Regions from separate parts of the Homo sapiens genome. Here all the other regions are linked to region 3. A link is a contact called in ENCODE Hi-C or POLR2A ChIA-PET data. All regions are on one chromosome and are shown on one strand. Each heading gives the region's core, a stretch centred on a gene start or an enhancer-like site at or near the end of the contact. The rest is flanking DNA. Distances are from core to core; before and after follow the strand shown.

The links. Hi-C counts contacts between places; a loop is a spot of excess contacts on that map. ChIA-PET counts read pairs that join two places held with the same protein, here RNA polymerase II (POLR2A). Pooled maps may share reads with other maps.
Region 1: a loop to region 3 is called in a pooled map, with 3 times the contacts of the local background. The contact joins two enhancer-like sites. A Hi-C loop is called at or near these places in 2 of 168 maps with a recorded cell type or tissue (Caco-2 and IMR-90) and 7 of 50 pooled maps. POLR2A ChIA-PET finds 5 or more read pairs at or near these places in 3 of 52 experiments (WTC11, activated CD8-positive, alpha-beta memory T cell and activated T-cell).
Region 2: a loop to region 3 is called in a map of naive thymus-derived CD4-positive, alpha-beta T cell, with 6 times the contacts of the local background. The contact joins two enhancer-like sites. A Hi-C loop is called at or near these places in 6 of 168 maps with a recorded cell type or tissue (B cell, CD4-positive, alpha-beta T cell, CD8-positive, alpha-beta T cell and 3 more), 9 of 37 single-sample maps with no recorded cell type and 17 of 50 pooled maps. POLR2A ChIA-PET finds 5 or more read pairs at or near these places in 15 of 52 experiments (CD4-positive, alpha-beta memory T cell, GM10248, GM12878 and 9 more).

The regions. Positions count from the first base shown.
Region 1 is chr3:31,286,261-31,290,427 of GRCh38, forward strand. No RefSeq gene overlaps it. Among named protein-coding and RNA genes, the nearest start is that of MIR466, 130 kb to the left of the region's middle. Within about 2 kb of position 2,659, at least 5 of the 41 ENCODE cell types and tissues checked have a DNase peak (open chromatin) inside an H3K27ac peak, as active enhancers do.
Region 2 is chr3:31,212,623-31,216,782 of GRCh38, forward strand. No RefSeq gene overlaps it. Among named protein-coding and RNA genes, the nearest start is that of MIR466, 53 kb to the left of the region's middle. RefSeq lists an enhancer at 1-725. Within about 2 kb of position 1,514, at least 2 of the 41 ENCODE cell types and tissues checked have a DNase peak (open chromatin) inside an H3K27ac peak, as active enhancers do; they include GM12878, where a contact is called at or near this core.
Region 3 is chr3:31,245,578-31,249,967 of GRCh38, forward strand. No RefSeq gene overlaps it. Among named protein-coding and RNA genes, the nearest start is that of MIR466, 86 kb to the left of the region's middle. RefSeq lists an enhancer at 1-33. Within about 2 kb of position 2,459, at least 2 of the 41 ENCODE cell types and tissues checked have a DNase peak (open chromatin) inside an H3K27ac peak, as active enhancers do; they include GM12878, where a contact is called at or near this core.

The DNA.
Region 1 (4,167 bases), core at 1,409-3,908, 41 kb after region 3:
ATTTTTTAAAGATAACACCTAACAGTCATAGATACTATCAATGGTTCATGTGGGTTTGGAGAACTATGGAATTATAATTCCATACAGTACTCAAACAATATATATTGTACTCATACTATACTCATACAATACAGTAAAATTTAAAATTGTTTTCAAAATACAACTTTGTGAAAGGTAATTTGTCAATATATTAAAAAACCTTATAATTTCACATGACCTTTTTACACTAGAAATATATCTTATGGGATTTCACTTCTATAAATATAGACTAAGGAGATAACAGGAATGCGTAGGACTAATCATGGATGTGATAGTTAATTTTATGTGTCAACTTGGATAGGCCACGATGCCCAGAAATTTGGTCAAATGTTATTTTAGATGTTACTGTGACTGTGTTTTTGCATGAGATTAACATTTAAATCAGTGGACTTTGAGTAAAGCAGACTGCCCTCCATAATGTGGGTGGGTCTCATCAAATCAGCTGAAGGCTTGAACAGAACAAGAAAACGACATTCCCAGGGCAGGAAGAAATTCTGCCAGTAGATTGCCTTTGGACTTGAATGGCAACTTCAGCTCTTTTCTGAGTCTCCAGCCTGCTAGTCTACCCTGGATCTTTTGGAGTTGCCAGTCTATAATCAGGTGAGCCAATTCCTTACACTCCGTCATTCATAGAGAGAGAGAGAGAGAGAGAGAGAGAGAGAGAGAGAGATAGATAGACAGACAGACAGACAGACAGACACATAAATACACACACACACACACACATACATCCTATTGGTTCTGTTTCTCTGGAGAACCCTGACTAATAAAATGGGCAATTAGAAAATAGCTGTATTCTTTTCCTCAACCCTGCACATTCAAACTACTCCAAGGGTCTGATTCATCCTGTACCTTGGGGTAAACTTGGGTGAACCCCTGGATATTTGTGCAAATATTTATTTTCACATAATAAAAAATTATCTGATTACTTCCTCTTTATTTTCACATAATAAAAAATTCTCTGATTACAATCACAAAACAGGCTAACTTCCATTTTGTGTTGACTCCCCTATAATAAAAAAAACTCCAAATGTCACCTAAAACTCCAGTTCCTCTCCTCCTTCCAGGCCTGCTGCAGTGTGTGGGGGCTGTGGGTGGCTTTGTCTCTGTCTTCCTGGTCTAGCTCTTCTAACCTCCTCCCCCACTCCCGGGGGGGACCCCCTGCTCCTCCAGGTGTGGTATGGCAGGGAGAGCAAGGAGAGGTCAGGTGCAGGAAAAATGTTACCTGAGAGGCCCTGACATTATAGGGGCCTCAGTTTCTACTCCATGGCAGCTATTTAAGATGATTTTTCTCGTAGGTAAGTTCATGGATTCTTCAGAGACACCACTACCCCTACCCCAGACCATCACTGGGATTTTTTTACCTGTTTTTTTCCTTAATAAGGACAGTGTCACCTCCTCCCAGCCTCCTACGGTTCCCCTGGCTTCCAGCAGGCCACTCCACGCAGACTCTCTCTTCCCACCAGCCCTCTTCCCAGGTAACCTTTAATTTGGTTCCCTCTCCCATGTGTCCTGAATAAGCAGAAGACAGAGCTGATTCATTCCCTTAGAGAGTGAACCAGTGTTAGTCTCTCCCCTTTGGGTTTCTGCAGTTGAGGTTCTGAAGGAAGGACACATATTTCTAGGCACTGTCTCTTGGGTGGTTCTCAGACAGGGTTTGCACCTCCTTTGCAGGTCCTGCTTAGGTAGCATGGCTAGCCCTCCACTCTGGAATGCCAGAGTAGGTGGCTCCTAGCTGCCTTATTTTTACATACTTTGGTACAGCCTCCAGACACAAGAAGGTAATCTGTTTTACAGGTGTCAAAAGTTAAGTCTCAGAAAAATTAACTAAATTTTTTAAGATCACACCACCAGTCTATGGCAGAACTGTCCCTCTCCAGCTCAAGCTCTTGGCATCCTATTACAGCTATCTAAATAAAAAAGGCTTTTAAAGAGAATTGGCGGTAAAACAGACCCCCATTCCCTCCCAAGGCATTCCCTTAGTTCATTGCTCCAAAGTATGGCGGTCATGGTGTGTTCTCTTCCTCACCACATAGTCAACCCCGACTTGGGGACGGGCTAGGTGGAGCCCTGGGCCAGCCGATCTCCAGCACAGACCAGACCCCTAAGGCCTAAACTGTCCCTGCTTATCTCAGAATGGGGGATTACATATTCTACACGCCTGGTTCTCCTGACAGATGTGAGGAAAGCACACCGTAAGCACTGAACATCAGTACGTGTCTATAAAAGTCATTATAAACATCACGAGGCATGAGAGAAAAAGCATCTCTATTTACAGTGTAGGAAAGAGGAAAGAACAAAAACAACAACAACAAACCCTTCCAAGAATTTGCTTAATCACACTTCTGTATGGGAGGAAAACATTACCTGTAAATCTTTCCTGTGTGGTTGATAGGAGCTGATGGATCTTCCCTTGCAGATGGATGTTTATAACTCCCTCTTGGCTGCAAGACAGAGCAGGGCCTTGCATTCCTGTGCCTGCCCGCTGGGAAGCACATCAAAGCAGCTTTGTTTAAACTGGGACACACCCGCCCGACAGACCCTACGCCTTGCCCTTTTGGATCTTCTTACTTTTTTGGTGGAATCTGCAGTAAGCTCTGTGGCTGACCCCAGAGGTCACCCCACAAGCACTTTCCTGTTTGAAACTTGTTCCACCGGCCGCATTTCCACCGGCTCTGAGTCATTATCCTCCAGCCCTGACATCTACACTCCCATTAGATGAAAGGGCCTTACTATCTTCTACCATCCTGAACACAAAGGCAGCAGGGCTTTTTGTTGTTGTTTAGATTTGCTTCCCGTTTTTAAAAATAAAAACCTATGTTGCACATTTTTCTTACTATAAAAGCAATACATGTTTGTCATAAAAATATTCAAACAGCACAGAGAGGCAGAATGGAAAAATAAAAAGTGCCCTTTATTACAACAAACAAAGAGTAAGCACGTGCCAGCATGTTGGAATACATCTTTCTAGACTTTTTTCTCTGCAGAGATCTATCTGTTTAGGGTTGCAAAAGGAGATCACACTGAACATCCTAGTAATAAACTTGCTTTTTTCATTTGCCACTACGTTGAGAACGATTTTCCATGTCATTAAATATCTGCAAGATTTTTTTTTTCTATTTTGTAATATGAACAAAATTTGGTAGTTTTGCCTGAATAAAAGCAATTTTCCCTTAAAATATTATACCCTTTGCTCCAGCCATTGTTCTTCTGGAGGCCTTGCAGGAATCCCATGGGTCAATCAGAAGAGTGCACACTTGATTCTTTCCATTTGAAAACCAGGGACATGGCTAACATTTTCTCTAAACAGCTCCTTCCTAAGAGTTATGACTGTAACTGGTTTGGAGAGCTTCTTAACACTCCAACACAAATATGTTCCCATCTCTTTAATGTCTTCACGTCAAATTAGAAGAGGCCCAAGCCCTCGTCGCCAGGCCCCCTGCCTACCCCTACTACCATACAGGAAATGAAGCATGTTATCATCCCTCTTGGGAAACTGCCTCTCTGTGAACTCTACAAAACATGAGCCTTGAGGTCACAAACCTTAGAAGAAAAGGGTCAGCCCACCTCCCCCACTGACACCGAGAGCACTGGAGTCTTCCCTGCCAACTCCTGCCTCTGCTGTCTCTGCTTCTCACAGTGGGCTTTTGGTGTTTCAGGACCAACAGACTGTAAAGACCAAAGGAAAACTTCTCCTTCTCCCTTTGAAGATTTGCTGAAAAGAGGAAGATTAATAGGAGAAAAGGCATACAAATGTATTTGATGATAGTTTCACGTGACACAGGAGCCTTCAGAATGAAGACCCAAAGATACAGAAGAAATGGTCCATTTTTACACTGAGGTTTAACGAAATATGGACAGCCGTGTCGAAATATGACTGGACAAAAAGGGTGTGATCTAATGCTAAGAACCCGAGAAGGAAACCTAGCAAGGCCTGTCTGTCTAGATTCTTCTTGGCCTCTCTGAGCATGTGGGTTTTGTTTTGTTTTGTTTTGTTTTGTTTTGTTTTGTTTTGTTTTGTTCCAATCTGGGTATGGGGCAGGACCTTCTAGAATGGAGGTCTTATGGCCTACAGTCAAACAAGACAGGTCAGATCATTTTTTTTTATGGCCAGTTTTTACACAGAAA
Region 2 (4,160 bases), core at 264-2,763, 34 kb before region 3:
GCCGGGTGCTGTGGCTCATGCCTGTAATCCCAGCACTTTGGGAGGCCTAGGCGGGCGGATCATGAGGTCAGGAGATGAGATCATCCTGGCCAACACGGTGAAACCCCGTCTCTACTGAAAATATAAAAATGACCTGGGTGTGGTGGCATGTGCCTGTAATCCCAACTACTTGGGAAGCTGAGGCACGAGAATCGCTTGAACCCAAGAGGCGGAGGTTGGAGTGAGCTAAGATCTTGCCACTGCAATCCAGCCTGGTGACAGAGCAAGACTTTGTCAAAAAAAAAAAAAAAAAGTTATGCCAGTCAGATTCTCTTCCTCAGATATTTGAAACAGGAAATGAGTAAGAGAAGACGATGACAGTGTACATCAAAGAAGGCCATGAAATACCTTTAGAAGCCATGAGGAATCACGAGCAAGCCAGAATTAGGAGAAAGCAAAGTCAATAGCAAGAGCAGAAGGAAGGTAACATAAGAAACTCGATAGCACTGTACTAACCTCAACCTGTTCCTGCCTCAGGTATGAGCACATCCAAGCCATTCCCTTTGCCTACCTTTTACATTATCTCTTTTTCCTCTTCCCATCTCCTCCCTTCTTTGCTTAAAGACAACAAGGCAGAAGAATTAGAGTGTTGCCATCAGAAGTCATGGAAATGCACCATTGCAATTCCCTTGTTTTTCCCTATTTAAGCTGAGCTTTATGAAGGATACATTAACCACATTATCAGATGGAGACATAATGACAAGCCTGCTCTTCATCTTTTCAAAATGCCCAGATGGAAATAATGTCTGAGAATGTAAAGTTTTCCCATCACAGCACTCTTCTCTCTTGTTGAATCTAATTGTAGCACTAGAAAAAGAGAGACTGACTCTTGCAAACCTCCCAGTGAAATGCCAACTGTAACACATCATTAGCTAAATAAGAAACAACAAGGTCAGCATGGTGTGCGAGAAATGGCAATGTTGTACTTGCTGTTGATTCAGAACTGGCGGGTTTGTGAGGAAGGGAAAAATAAATGTGTATAGAGGTAATGTTGGCCAGGTGCAGTGACTCACGCCTGTAAACCCAGCACTTTGGGAGGCCGAGGCAGGTGGATCACCTGAGGTCAGGAGTTCAAGACCAGCCTGGCCAACATGGCAAAACCCCATCTCTACCAAAAATACAAAAATAATAGACAGGCGTGGTGGCACACCTGTAATCCCAACTACTCAGGAGGCTGAGGCAGGAGAATAGCTTGAACCTGAGAGGCTGAGGTTGCAGTGAGCCGAGATCATGCCACTGCACTCCAGCATGGGTGACAAGAGCGAAACTCCATCTCAAAAAAAAAAAAAAAAAAAAAAAAGCAATGTCACTACAGGCCGCCACAATATATAGGTGTGCATGGGAAAATATAGTTGAGTGTATTTTCAGGATGTGGCAAGCGGATGTGGCTCAACCAGAGGAATTTATAGCAGCAAGTAACAGCCATACCACCATAAAACTGCACAGAAGCTACTTTTAGACTTTGAGGATCAAACAGCTAGATTCAAAACACAGATAATAGAATAACAACTGCTGCTTAACAGGGAGTAGGAGATAAAAATAATTTGCTACACTTTGCTAGATTCCACCCCATTCCTCTAACATAGCAATCCTGGGCAGTTAATTAGAGTATGTGTGGTCGCTGCAGATGAAGGGAAACTCTATCAGCGATGGAAGAAACAGTAGACAGGAAATCCTGAGCCAGCCATTAAAATAGGAGTAAGATTTCAGAAGCCAGAGATGAGATACAATAGGAGGTGAACTGAGTTAGAGGAAACAACTCCTAGTGAAAGAAGGTCTCTTTGCCCTAAATCAGTAAAAGGGATCTACATTAAAAATTCGTATTTAATCGTTAACGTTTATTTTAAAATAAACTAATGGTTGTTGTTTCTTATTTAATTAAGAAATTAAAAGAATTTCTTGAAATTAACCTATTTTCTAAGTTCGATGTCAGCCATAATTATTATAGACCAAGAGGCACACACAAACCCACTCCCTCCCCTAACCCATCTCTTAAACAAAAGATCACCCTCCAGTGACCCTTAAAAAGAGTTTGAGAACTATAAAGTCACAAGAATAAAACCTTAACACTGACAGGATATAAGCTGGCTACAGATGACATTTCCAACCCCCTCTCCTTGTCAGTACAAAAGATGCATTGGATGTGGGGGACAGATTTGTTGAGATACTCATGGACTTGCATGTGTGGCACTTTATGAAAAAATAAAAAGGAATCAGACTTCCCATTTAAATTCTCTCACCTCTACCCCTTCCTTACATTTTTTCCTTGCCCCCCAACTCTCACAGGAACAGAGTAACATGGGATAAAGAGGATGAGAGTACAGAAAGCAAATGATAAAAATATGTGCTCTTGAGTCATTGGAAGATTCTGATCCAAAGTAATGGGTGATTATTACTCCTTGAAGCCACAGTCAAAAGCAAATTTAAAATATTCCCTCCTTTTCTCCTGAAGTCTTTTTCTCCAATCTGGCAACTGGCAATGCACTAAAGGAATGTTTTCATCAATGTGTCCAAATATGTTATTCAAAGTAAGATTTTATATGAGATAGCCTCAGGGAACTTTCTGGAAGAAAAAGGCAGCCCCAAAATTGGATGCACAAATTGCTTTAAGGTTTTAAGATTTGGCGAAATATATTGTGCCTTCATTGTACCCCAAGCCAGAAATGGAAAAAAGAAAAAAGAATCAATACAAAGAATGACTTTCCAGGCAGTGCAAAGGGATTCAGTGTTTCCACAGGTTTGCAAGAATGCAACAAGCAAGAAAGGCAGTGTCCCCAAAACAAAGTGACCAGTCCTCTGAGCTTCTAGCTGGCAAGTTGCCCAGCAGAGATAATAGGATGTTATTGAATTTTCAGGCATCTCGGTCAGTGATGGAGGTGGAGGGGTGTTGCAAAAGGATAATGGAAGGAGCAGGGATTGGGAAAGCAAGGATGGAGGGGCAGGTAAATTCTGGAAGTGGAAAATTATTTTTCAAGCATAGAAAAACTTAAAAAAATACTACTGCACTACTGTGGAAGTCATGTACTAAAAGTGTCCTTATAAGAGGAGATGTGAAGGGTGGTACATGGGTCATAAAATAAACTTTGTGGCCAGGACCCTCTGACCACTAAAACCATAGATGCTTAAACAGAAAAATCCAATCAAGCAGAAGGATGGTATTCTCCAAGTAATAAGCCACTTCAGTGAGTATTCATGCTCTAATCCCAGGCCCAGATTCATAATAAGGGCAAAAATGTAAGCACACACACACGCACACACACACGTGCATGCACACCCCCACACACATACACATGGCTAGGGGCAGAGCATCCCAAGGCCCAAGTGTAGGAGGAGGCAATGGGAAAACACATTCACTCATTCAGTAGGAAAACTCATCCTTTTTTAATTGCTTTGCATTTGTTTTTCATCTTCTCTCGCATTTCTTCTGATGGTGATTATGATTGTATTTTGAAATCATGATCCACCGCTGCAGCACTGTAATTACATAAATATGGCATTATAAATGAAGGTTAGCACCAGAAATAGCAAAGCAGAGAGGGGTGCAATTTGTCTTTGTGGATGTAAGTGTATGTGTATATGTTTATAAATACCTCTCATTTATATGGCATTTGGAAATAATCTGCTAGTGCAAGCAAGGGGGTCTTAGGAAATAGAACAAAATCCTCAATCCCATTTTCAGCTGAAGAATACAACGGTAAGAAAAGGCACGTTCTTCCAGTCATGATAAATGGAGATTGTTAAGTAAGAGTTAGGCTTAAACTGAGCTCAGATTTCTCAACTGGCCTGGGCACCACTGGTTCTTCTTGTGGACAGGAATCAGTCTGTGTCAGTACAGCTTATCAACAGTGCTCTTCAGCAACCCTAGGACCTCAGAGAGTATCTCTTAACCTCCTATATTTCCTTCCGAACAGGAGAACATCTCTCTCTCTCTCTCTCTCTCTCTCTCTCTCTCTCTCTCTCTCTCTCTCTCTCTCTCAATTTCACTCACTTTTGCCTGCAGCACACCACCCAGTATCTTCAACCAATCAATAACTCAGTTCCTTTCACTCTCAGGGAAAAGGAAAATTCTGAAGTGTGTACCACACAGGGTGTGTGGTAGTTCTAAAACATGTTAACAAATT
Region 3 (4,390 bases), core at 1,209-3,708:
CTTCTGTGGCTTGTACAATGTACATGTTTTGTTGTGTTCAGACATGGTCATGAAGTGGTCTTGTCTTTGTCATGCTCCACCATCATCACAGAGTAGCCTGGTCTGACACTGATGCTCTGTGAAGTTATTTTCAACAGGAGAGCACTAAAGTCTAGCTGTGATGCCAGCCGGCTCCAAGAGGTCAGGCTGCTTTTCTTCTCATGTCACACACACACTCCCAGTTGGTTACCCTGGCAATTTTACTTAATGCTTTCATTCATCATAGCAAGAGGTGATTCAAAATAAATGAACTTGATTTTTTTTTTAAAAAAAAAAAAGCTTTGGTATAAAAGCACCAACAGTAAACACAGAACCCAGTTAAACACAGAGCTATATCTAAATGAATATTATAAATATGGTTATAATATATCAAAAGCGATCATGAAATGAGACATATAAGCCATATAATAATAGTTTAATAATAAGAATTTAGGTATAACCCCCAAATTATATTAACAAGAGTAAAGAATGAAAAATGGAGAGTAGGAGAAAGTTGAAATGTAGAGCATTTCTCATTTTAGAGAATGGGAGGTCAAAAGACAATGGTTCTTTTTCTTTTTTTTTTTTCCTCTATCAAGTTTGGAGAAATAAAGGTGCCATACGTTTTTGAAAAACTTAATGAAAACTACTTGTAGTGCTAATAAACAGAATGTGTACCTTCCAAATGATTACAGAAAATAAAAGCCACCCCTAAAAAATTGTAGCATCAGACAGAAAACAAAGAAACTAATCAAAAGCATTTTTTAAGCATAAAACAAAATGGCTGAAATAAGACCAAAAGTCTTACTCATTCATTTGTCTTCCCTCCTTTTCTTACCCCTGCTCTTGCCTTAGACCAGGCCCTGATCTGCTCTCTGTCTTCTAAAATACAGCATACAGCCTCCTAATCAGCCTCTCTCCCTCAGATCAGATCTTTGCAGAGCAGAGGCTGCACTCATGCTATCATTTGTAGAGTGGGGACATTGGCAAACTGTTGATTACAGGTGTGCAATGAGGAGAGAACAGAGATTAAGACAAGCATGTGAAGCTTTTGTAGCAATTTGACAAGCTATTTTGTGTCTGTTGAAACTAATAATTAATAATTGGTGCTTGCATTTTGTACCTTTTTATTACATTTTTCTAGTAACTCATTTTTTATTATAGTTTCTAAAAATATCAGTCTGTAATATATGAGAAAAGGCAGAAAACAGCTGGTCCTTCACCACGGATGGTTTGAGAAGCCCAGAGCATATCTAAGTGAATTCCATGGAATCTGTCACTTCTCTGCCCACAAACATTCAGTGGCTCCCTCCTGTTCCTAACAATGATTCTTCTTTTCCTGCCTCCACACTATTCCTATGGGCAACATTGCCTATCAGTCATGCCTCTTATTATACAGGGATTCTCAAAGGGAGAGGGCAGAGACGAAAATCTCAAACCTGGAAGGAAAGCAGTAGGAATGTGCACTTTGAAACATAAAACCCTAAAGATTTGGATACATCTGCAGTGTGTGTGTCCCCTTCCCTTCCTCCTCCGCTACCCTCAGGCCACACCTCCAGGCCCTCCCCAACAGCACCCCCAGAACTCAGGAGCTCAGAGATTGCACCCTGGACACACCCCGCAGTCCCCTGCCTGCCCCTTTTCTCTTCTTCCAAGACTGTCACCTCTCCCCTCCACCACACTCTGCTCCTTCTTGAAGCCCCAACTCAAAAGTCATGCTTTCCTGTTCCCTCCTTCCCAACCCCTCCCAGGCAAATTTTCTTGCTCCTTTGAGGCAAAAGCTCCATACACATACCTAACTTTGACACTGAGGCTTCAATTTTAGGGGTTTTCCTAAGGACAAAATTAGGGTTTATGTACAAATTTATCTATAAAATTATTAAATTCAGAGTAGTACAGGATTGGTTAAATAACTAACTTCTGTCCATACAATAGAATAATACACAGCTACTAAAAATTTTGAAGAAGAATGCATGTAACATGGAAATATGTTTGCAATGATCTGTTAAGTAAACAAGTAGATTATAAAATAAAATGTGTAGGTACATATATGGGAAATGTTTAAATGTTATTTAAATATAGTGATAAATATAAGCATAATATAGATCTAGTTACAGATAAAGACACACACACAGACAAAGGGACAGGCACAAATGTAGGCCAAGATACAAAGATGCATACAGATGCAGATACAGACCAAATGTGAAGAAGTGTTATTTCTGTGTTATGGGATTATAAGTAGTTCCGGTTTTTCTCTTTTTTCCTATCTGTATGTTCTACCAGAAATGTTGATTATTTTTTGCAATAAGAAAAAAAAAGTTAAAGAATTAATTGTTGCCCATGCAGGTTGCCATGGAGCTCTGCACAGTCTTGGAGGAAAGCACTTCCCCTTGTACCTTTGGTTGTTTACTTTGCCAGCTCCCACTGGATGTGGTCCCAGGAGGTAGAATCACCTGGCAAACACAGCATCCCAACACTGAACAGTCTCCAATGACACATTTGCAGAACTAAACTGAATGTGTTGAATTGCCCGAAGACAAACACTGAACAGTCAGGCATCCATGCCATTTCCCAGGAAACCAAAAATTGAATTGATCAAAATGACCAGGGCAGCTGGACTCATGAAACATGAGTCTTTAGTACTCACCTGTCTGGATGAAGTGTGAGTTGAACTTGGTCAAGGGAAACGTGAAAAAACCCTATTGGAAGTGCCCGTTAACCTTAATGGACACTGCATTAAGCAGCCCTCCCCAGCTGTGTTTGTGGAAGAAGCCTGGGCTGTGATGACTCATCCAGTGGGTATTGATTCTTTTCAGGTAGTTCAGAGGGAAAGTTTTTCGTGAAACTGCCTGGGAAATGGGGCAAGTCCCCAGAATGAGCATATTAGCAGATATGATTTTTCACTTAGTTTCTGTGTGTTTGTGTCTCTGTATAATAATAATGCTCTCTGAAACGTATAGACTGGCTTTCCCCTGAAGAGGATACAGTTCTTTCACACATATTGAGCCCAATTTTCCCATTTCTCAAGTTTCTCTCAAAGAGTGTGAGTACTTCAAGACACATTAGCTCTGCAAAGCGTCTGGACTTTTATTTACTGACAGACGGCTACTGCTGAAGGAATCAAGGCAGCTTAACGCCATCTGACTGTGTTGGCTTCCAGACACTCACAGCCTCCCAGGGCCTCTCATTCATCCTTATACATCATGTGTGAAAGAGCTAGCGGCAGGTAGAGCATCACACAATTATAGAGACAGAGGCACTGTGCATTGCCTAGCACTGTAAACCTATTCTAGTGAGTTGAATGGTGGCCTCCAAAAGGTATGTCCGTCCAGAGCCTCAGAACGTGTCCCTTATTTGGAACAAAGGTCTTCACATATGTGATTTGGGTAAGCATCTGAAGATGAGATCATCCTTGACTAGGGTGGACTCTAAATCCAATGGCCTGTCCTTATAGGATAAGAGAGGGAGAAATTAACACAGAAACACACTGAGAAGAAGGCCATGTGAAGACAGAAGCAGAGATTGGAGTGATGCTGCTATAAGCCAAGGACCTCCAGGAATCACCGGAAGCTGGAAGAGGCCAGGAAAGATTCCTAGAGCCCTTGGAAAGAGCACAACCCCATCTGACAATTTGACTCTGGCCTCTAAAACTGTAAGCAAACAACCTTCTGTTGTCTTCCGCCACCAAGTTCGTGGTTAATTTGTTGCAGCAAACCCAGGAAACTAATATATTAATAAAATCATGATTCTAGAGTATACTAAACAGATTGAAGAAATCACATGAGCTCATGGAACTATATGTGTGTTCACAAGCTTGCAAGCTTAGGCTTAATTTTTCAGCCCTGACTTTTTAAACATATACTCTCCCTCACTTGTGCCATGAACAAGTTAGGGCTAAAAATTATGATCCTAAAAATGGGCACCTGTTTTAAATAGGATTTGACTTTTAAAACATAAGAAGACAGGATGTTTCCTTTCTCTTCCAGCCCACCCTACCCTCCACTCACCCCTAGACACTATACATATCACCAATCTTGAAAGGTAATATGTGTAGGAGTTAAGAACATGGGTTATGGAGTCAACCAGACTTGCCTTTCCCTGGATTGCATGACCTTGGCCAAGTCACTTAATCTCTCTGAGTTTCAGTTTCTTTATGTGTATACTGGGATAGTGCATGTCATAAGCTTAGCACATGGCCAGGAATATAGTAGTCAGTATTGAAAGTGTTCAGTCAATACTGAAATAGATAAACAATTGCTAGACTGAAGGACAGATACATAAAGACTGAAACCAATAAGCAGCAGAAAGAAATATAATAAAAAACAGGACAGTACAGTATAGTACAGTATAATGCAATGCAACAAAACACAGT